Linked DNA regions of Homo sapiens: region 1 is linked to region 2. The links are chromatin loops, found by intact Hi-C in ENCODE. Cell type or tissue: CD4-positive, alpha-beta T cell. All regions are shown on one strand. Region 1 overlaps SLC30A7 (solute carrier family 30 member 7). Region 2 overlaps LINC01307 (long intergenic non-protein coding RNA 1307).

Region 1 (4,000 bases), 460 kb before region 2:
TGAAATAGATAGTAAAATATAGATCAATAAATCAGTAAATGTTTGTTTATATTTATTTACAATGAATGCCCTGCCTTCTAAAACTGATTACAGTAATTTAAAATAAAAGCTATATATACTAATAAAACACATTAAGAAATAAAAACATTTAGAAACCATACCTAGGGAGGAAAAAATTAATCTATTAAATATATAGTCTAATTTAGCTCCCAAAATTGACTTTTAAATTTAGTTATAAAATTCCATAAAGTGAACACAACTCTATCATTTTATCAGAGTAGAAAGACAGTTTTCTGAAATCAAATTTTAACAGTATTTTGCCATATTAATCTTTTCTTGGGGGATCGAAAACAAAATCATAGACAATGTCTTTATTAATGGTTTTATCACAGTATAGAGAAATTCTTCACATGAGTCTTTCATACTTCAAAATAAAGTTAAATCATTATTTTCCATGTTACATAGATGTTATGGTTCAAGTGTGTAATTTTCGGTAATCTAACTATACAAGGACAAATCTTAAAATATTAAATCTAAGAGAATTGCATGAATAATATGCCCCTTACCTTGTCCTCATGTATCAGTTTTATTATTCTGCTTTATCATTTATTCACCAATTCTCATTCTGCTTTGAGTTAGATGTCAGATGAGATGGTTAAAGTACTATCTGCACTTAAACTTTCTAATATATCTATATTTCAGTGGAATAAATAAGGTTCATGATAAAAGTTTAAGACATTTTCTAAAATCTTTTGTAATGATTTGGCAGAGGTTTATAAATTATTGTGCTTTTTCTTGTTGGTAAATGATGTGCTTTGACTTAGTTTCTAATTATATAATTATTCCAAATTATGAGAAAAATTTAAAACCATGCTTTTTCTGTATGTGTGAAGAATGTTTTTGACTTTTAGTTTGTAGCACTTCCAACTGATGAAAACTCTAGCATCTAGCCAAATATTAAGAGGTATGGGTTGTGCTTGGGAACACCAGGTATTATAAGCATTAATAATAGTTAATAATTAATAATGTGATTTATTAATAATTAGCAATAGGAATATTAATGTGGTTTTAATGTGACAAGCATTGTGGTAAATGTTTCATATATATTAACTCAATTATTATAACAATTATGACACTTTTATACTATACTCTATTGAAGTGATGGCTAAATTGAGGCACAAAGAAGTTAAGTAACTTACTGGTCACGGAACTAGTAAATTTGGAGCTGGGATTTGAACCCAGGTACTCTGACTTCAGAAGCTTGTTTTTAAAGACTGAACTGATGATTGCTTTCAGAACATTTTTATTGACTTCTCTTCAAGTTCACGGATTTCTTTCCTCAGCTGTGTCCAGTCTGTGATAAGCCAATTGGAAGAATTCTTTATCGCTGATAACTTGTTTTTTGTTTCTAGTATTTCCATTTGATTGTTTTTTATATTTCCCACTTCTCTACCAAATTCCCCACTGGTTCATATTTTTTTGTCCACTTTTTCCATAGATCCTTTAACATATTAATTAGAGTTTATGATAGCTCCAGTATCTGGGTCAATATCTTGGTCTGGTTCTGTTAACTGCTTTCTCCACAGTGACTTCTTTTTTTTTTTGGCTCTTTGTGTATTTTGAAATTTTTTTTATCAAATATTGGACATTATGAGTAAAAAACAGTAGATACTGAGGTAATAGTATTTATGATCGGAAATAGGTATGCCTTGTCTGTCAGACCACTAGTTGGTTGGACTTTGTGCTTTTAGTAATCTCTGTATGGTGCCTGTGCCACAGAAGCTCTTTTCTTCATGCGCTTACTCCTGCCCAAGCTATAGACTGCTGTTGCTTGTTACTCAGTACCCAGTTTATGGTGAAGGCAGAGGGGTATTTGTTAACTTTAACCCAAAGCCTCTGTCTTTGGTAGATTCTGTAAGCCTCAACCTCAGGGGTATGATTTTGTCAACATTTTTACTCCTTCTCCTGTAATAGCCAAACTCTACTGTGTGTATGTTTATGGTCCTGGATGGAGACAACTTTCCTTCTCCATTCTCAGTGGTAGCAGAACGTCTGCTTTGTGTTGGTAGAGGATTTCCTTCCCTTCTTTTGGTGGCTTTTCTTAGTGGGTGCTTTAGTATGTATAATATTAATCTTTAAATTATCACAAATAATATGTCATTTCATGTATCTGATAAGAACCTTACAATAATACACTTTGATTTTCTTATTCCATTCTGTGTGCTATTATTGTCATACCTTAGGTTGTTGACAGTATTTTTTTTCTCTTTCAATACTTTAAAGGTGTTGCTCCATTGCATTCTGGCTTGAATAGTTTCTGAAGAAAAACATGCTATAAATTTTATCTTTATTTTTTTAATTTAATTTTTCTCTTTCTTCCCCTCTGGTTTTCAAAGATTTTTTTATTTCTCTTTGATGTTTAGTGGTTTGTGACGTGTGGAGGGTTTTTTCCTCGCTTGGGTTCATTAAGCTTCTTGGATCTGTGATTTATTTTCTTTTATGAATTTCAGAAAACTCTGAAACATTTTCTCTTTAAATACTTTTCCTATCCCTTTCTTTTTTTCTTTTCTGTTCCTGAGACTCTAAATACATGTATTTTAGTATGTTTGATACGTCCAGACAGGTTTGGGATGCTCTGCTTTTTTTGTTTGTCTGTTTGTTTCCACTCTCTTTTCTCTTTGTGTTGCACTTTGTTTAACTTCTTTTGACCTAACTGATTCTTTCTCTCTGTGTCCAGTCTGCTCAGAAGCCCATGACTGTTATTCCTCCATATTGTAATTTTTAAAAAATTATCATTTCCATTATATTCTTTTATAGTTTTTATCTGCAGAAATTATTCATTTGTTAATGAATTTTCTCTGACTTTATACCACATCCTTTGACATATTAATTGTATTTGTTGTTAAAGTCCTATCTAATAGTTCCAACATTGGGGCCATTTCTGGTTCTGTTGACTGTTGTAGCTCTTAACAATGAGTCTCTCTTTTTTTCTTTCTTGATTTTGTCATTGAGTGCTGGACATTCTGTTTAAAAGAATAATAGAGACTGTATATGTCCAGAAATGGGCACACCTATTTTTCTGTTTGGCCGTTAGTATGGGACTTTCGAAACTATTTGCTCAGTAGTCAAACTGGGGTTGAGCTGGGTTTTGTGTTTTGTTATTGCTGATTTCCACAAATCACAGTCTTTGAATTTTTCAGTGGTTCCTACTACTTTGTGATTAGTATTGGATTTGGAGTACTGCAGGATTTTTTCAGGGTTCTTGCTCCACTCTCAGCTTTTAGCAAGTTCTGCACATATCTCTTTGTGCTCTCACTGGTAGTTTGCTGTTCCTTATACTTTATTCAAGACTTGGTGGGGAGGGTGGGACTAGGTTCTCTTGTTGTATCCCTAGTCAGGCAAGCCTGTGCACCTCAGTGTCAGGGTGAGTATTAATGATCTTGCCGCTCTCCCTCTCTCCCAGCCTGTCCCCACTGTCCTCAGCCTGGTATCAAAAGGGTGGAGCAGGATACTCAACAAAAGCAGACCTTTGCTTTGTAAGATCCTGGGTGCAAGCAGGTATCAGCCTCGTCCCAGTAGTAGATGGCTTTTTTTTTCCTACCTCTCTTTCAGTGGCAGCTGACCTTTGCAAGTGACCAAGGAGTGGTCACATTCCTACCCCTCACCCAGCAGCAGATGGTTTTTGTTTCTACCTCTCTCGCAGCAGCTGGGCTTTTCCTTGTGCAGGAGGTACGAGGGTTTACTTTTTAGATATTTAAAACTTATCCTCAAAGCTATCTATATAGCATATTTAAATTGTTGTTTTAGATGGTTAATTCCTGATGAACAAAGGCTGAATCTTAGACTTTCAGAGAAAGATGCCTACTGTTTGGTTTTTATTATAATTTGTCAATGTGTTTGTTCTTTTCCAGCTTAGGCTTGATTTCCGACTCTTTTCACATGTTTTTCGATAGCACTGCCATTTTGGCTGGACTGGCAGCTTCTGTTATTTCAAAATGGA
Region 2 (4,000 bases):
AGCCACTTAAGTGAGTGCCTTGGTCAGAGACAATGCTGTGTGGAATACCATGACAGTGAACAAGGCATTCCATGAGTCCACGGATTGTAGCCTTGGCAGAAGCATTGCATGGAGGATGGGCAAACCCATATCTGAAGTAAGTGTCTATTCCAGCGAGGACAAACCTCTGCCCTTTCCATGATGAGAGAGGTCTAGCATAATCAACCTGCCACCAGGTAGCTGCCTGATCACCCCAAGGAATGGTGCCATGTTGAGGGCTCAGTGTTGGTCTCTGCTGCTGGCAAATTGGGCACTCAGCAGTGGCTGTAGCCAGGTCAGCCTTCATGAGTGGAAGTTCATGTTGCTGAGTCCATGTGTAATCTCCATCCCTGCTACCATGGCTACTTTGCTCATGGGTCCATTGAGTGATGACAGGGGAAAGAGGCTGAGTGGTGTCCACAGAGTGGGGCATCCCATGCACTTGATTATTAAACTCCTCCTCTGCTGAGGCCACCCGTTGGTGCATGTGGCATGCACTCACATGGCATACAAGTATCTTCACAGTTTTTGCCCACTCAGAGGGGTCCAGCCACATACCTCTTCCCCAGATTTCTTTGTCACCAATTTTCCAATCATGCTTCTTCCAAGTCCCTGACCATCCAGTCAAATCATTGGCTATTGACCATGAATCAGTATATAATCACACATCTGGCCATTTATCCTTCCATGAAAATTGCCCAACCAAGTTCTGCCCACTGGGAAGATTTCCCTTCACCGTTGTCCTTCAGGGATGTCCTAGAAAGGGGCTGTAGTGCTGCAGCTGTCCACTTTCAGGTGGTGCCTGCATATTGTGCAGAACCATCTGTGAACCAGACCCTAGTCTTCTCTTCCTCTGTCAACTGATCATAGGGAACTTCCCATGATTCCATCTGTGCAGGCTGGGGGAGAGAAGGCAGGGTGGCAGGAGTGGAGAACATGGGCATTTGAGCCACTTCCTTATGTAACTTACTTGTGCCTTCAGGACCTGCCCAAAACTGATCACATATATACCACTTCCATTTGGTGATGGAATGCTGCTGTGCATGACCCACTTTATGGCTAGATGGATCAGAAAGCTCCCAGTTCATGATAGGCAGTTCAGGTCGCATGGTGACTTGATGACCCGTAGTCAAAAGTTCAGTTTCCACCGAAGCCCAGTAACAGGCCAAGAGCTGTGTCTCAAAAGGAGAGTAGTTATCTGCAGAAGATGGCAGGGCCTTGCTCCAAAATCCTAGATGCTTCTGTTGAGATTCACCTATGGGAGCCTGCTAAAGGCTCCAAACAGCAACCCTATCTGCCACTGACACCTCAAGCACCATTGGATTTGCTGGGTCTTATGGCCCAAGTGGCAGAGCAGCTTGCACAGCAGCCCGGACCTGTTGCAGAGCCTTCTTCTGTTCTGGATCCCACTCAAAACTGGTAGCCTTTCAGGTCACTTGATAAATAGGCCTGAGTAACACACCCAAATGAGGAATGTGTTGCCTCCAAAATCCAAATAGGCTCACTCAGCATTGTGCCTCTTTCTTGGTTGTAGGAGGAGCCAAATGCACAACTTATCCTTCACCTTAGAAGGAGTATCTAGACAGGCCCCACACCACTGGGCCCCTAGAACTTTTACTGAGGTAGAAGGTCCCTGGATTTTAGTCAGATTTATTTCCCATCTTCTGGCAAGCAAATGTTTCACCAATAAGTCTAGTGTGTTTGCTGCTTCTTGCTCACTGGATCCAATCAGCATAATGTCATCAATGTAACGGACCACTGTAATATCTGGCGGAAGTGAAAAGCGATCAAAGCCTCGCCGAATAAGGTTATGACATAAAGCTGGAACTTCCACATGGTGTTGAGCCTGCAGGTGCACAGAAGTCAAGAATTGAGTTTTGAGAACCTCCGCCTAGACTTCAGAAGATGTATGGAAACGCCTGTATACCCAGGCAAAAGTTTGCTGCAGGGGCAGGGCCCTCATGGAGAACCTCCACTAGGGCAGTGCAGAAGGGAAATGTGGCGTGAGTGCCCCCCACACAGAGTCCCCACTGGGGCACTGCCTAGTGGAGCTGTGAGAAGAGGGCTACCGTCCTGAGCCCAGAATGGTAGATCCACCAACAGCTTTCACCATGCTCCTGGAAAAGCCACAGACACTCAATGCCAGCCCGTGAAAGCAGCTGGGAGGGAGGCTGTACCCTGCAAAGTCACAAAGGTGGAGATGCCCAAGACCAGAGGAAAGTTTTTGCATCAGCGTGACCTGGATATTAGAGCTGGAGTCAAAGGAGATCGTTTTGGAGCTTTAAAATTTGCCCCAATCGATTTCAGACTTGCATGGGCCCTGTAACCCCTTTGTTTTGGCTAATTTCTCCCATTTGGAACTTCTGTATTTACCCAATACCTATACCCTCATTGTGTCCAGGAAGTAACTAGCTTGCTTTTGATTTTACAGGCTCATAGGTGAAAGGGACTTGACTTGTCTCAGGTAAGCCTTTGGACTGTGGACTTTTGGATTAATGCTGAAATGAGTTAAGACTTTGGGGGACTGCTGGGAAGGCATGATTGGTTTTGAAAGGTGAGGACATGAGATTTGGAGGGGCCAGGGGCAGAGTGATATGGTTTGGCCATGTTCCCACCCAAATCTCAACTTGAATTGTATCTCCTAGGATTCTCACATGTTGTGGGAGGGACCCAGGGGTAGGTAGTTGAATCATGGGGGTCAGTCTTTCCCATGCTAATTTCGTGATAGTGAATAAGTCTCACGAGATCTGATGGGTTTATCAGGGGTTTCTGCTTTTGCTTCTTTCTCATTTTCTCTTGCTGCCACCATGTAAGAAGTGCATTTCACTTCCTGCCATGATTCTGAGGCCTTCCCAGTCATGTGGAACTGTAAGTCCAATTAAACCTCTTTTTGTTCCCAGTTTTGGGTAAGTCTTTATCAGCAGCATGTAAATGAACTAATACAATGGAAATAGCTGAGATCCAGCAGAGATAAGGGAAACACATGCCTTCCTGAGATCATAGACAAGGAAGGCCTCCAAGTCCTTGGATGGCGAGAGTGCAGGTCCCTCAAGTGGTCAACTGGACAGAGCTGAGAGTTTAAGGGCTGCAGACATGTCACAACTGTCATTTCATTTGCTCTTTATAATGACCTTAGAGGAGAGCAGAGCAGGCACTATTATTGTCTTCATTTTACTCATGAGAAAAGTGCCCAGGGTTTAATGAGTTATTCTGAGCCATGTGAATAACACTTGGCAGAGGTGTGACTTGAACCTAGGTATCCCCACTCAAATTGCCTGATTTTTCTCATTAGGCCAGGCCTCTTGTCCAGGGCTATGCATCAGAATCACCTGGGGTGCTTGTGATACTTGTGCTTGAGCCTCAGCCTTTGAGAGTCTGATTCAGTAAATCTGGGAGCTGGGCCTGAGCCCCTGTGTTTTTTCACTTTCTGTGGGTGAATGTGAGGAGCTTCCCTTGCTAAGCATCTGCCTCAGACAATGCAGGCTCAGCAGCACCTCCATTGTGGTGTTACCCCAAGCTGGCTTATAGCCTTCAGCCCTGAGGAAATGCCATATGATGGGGGAGAAGTGAAGAAACTACTTTTCACTCAGTATATTCAGTGTCTAAGGAAAGACTGGAACCATGGTAGTAGTCAAGGGACGATTTAGGGCCTTTTACCTTCACAATCTTCATGAATCGCCCATCCTTTGACAAAGACAATTAAAACAATGTTATGTATTATGTGTATTATATCCGTACAAAAATATAGTATCTTAAAAACTCATTTGGAACATATAATCCACCCCTAAACCATGGACCTGCTATGCAAATGTAGTTTCACAGCCAGTCCCACAGCTCCCTTTTCAGGTTGACTGTCACCACTAAACCCTTTCTCTAGATAAATCCTGGAGCTGTCAGGATGACTTATATGTGTTGCTGAAAGGGGAGTTATTTTAGTAGTGAGTGAAAAGACAGACAGCCTTAGAGAACTTCAGGGGTCTTC

The links. Peaks named below come from ENCODE experiments on the same cell type or tissue, not always from the same donor. Only the 100,000 strongest peaks of a DNase experiment are listed, where the experiment ranks them.
Region 1: it touches region 2 in a loop (4-fold over the local background); 17 of 110 quality-filtered maps call a loop at or near these places.

Annotation. Positions count from the first base shown.
Region 1 is chr1:100,902,941-100,906,940 of GRCh38, forward strand. It overlaps SLC30A7 (solute carrier family 30 member 7), which reads left to right. Exons shown (of 11, transcript NM_133496.5): 3 at 3,912-4,000. Among named protein-coding and RNA genes, the nearest start is that of SLC30A7, 8.9 kb to the left of the region's middle. In CD4-positive, alpha-beta T cell, no CTCF peak of the experiment used is centred here; a DNase peak (open chromatin) is centred at 2,451.
Region 2 is chr1:101,360,711-101,364,710 of GRCh38, forward strand. All of the region lies in intron 4 of LINC01307 (long intergenic non-protein coding RNA 1307), which reads left to right. Among named protein-coding and RNA genes, the nearest start is that of LINC01307, 39 kb to the left of the region's middle. RefSeq lists an enhancer at 3,311-3,380 and a silencer at 3,811-3,910. In CD4-positive, alpha-beta T cell, no CTCF peak of the experiment used is centred here; no DNase peak of the experiment used is centred here.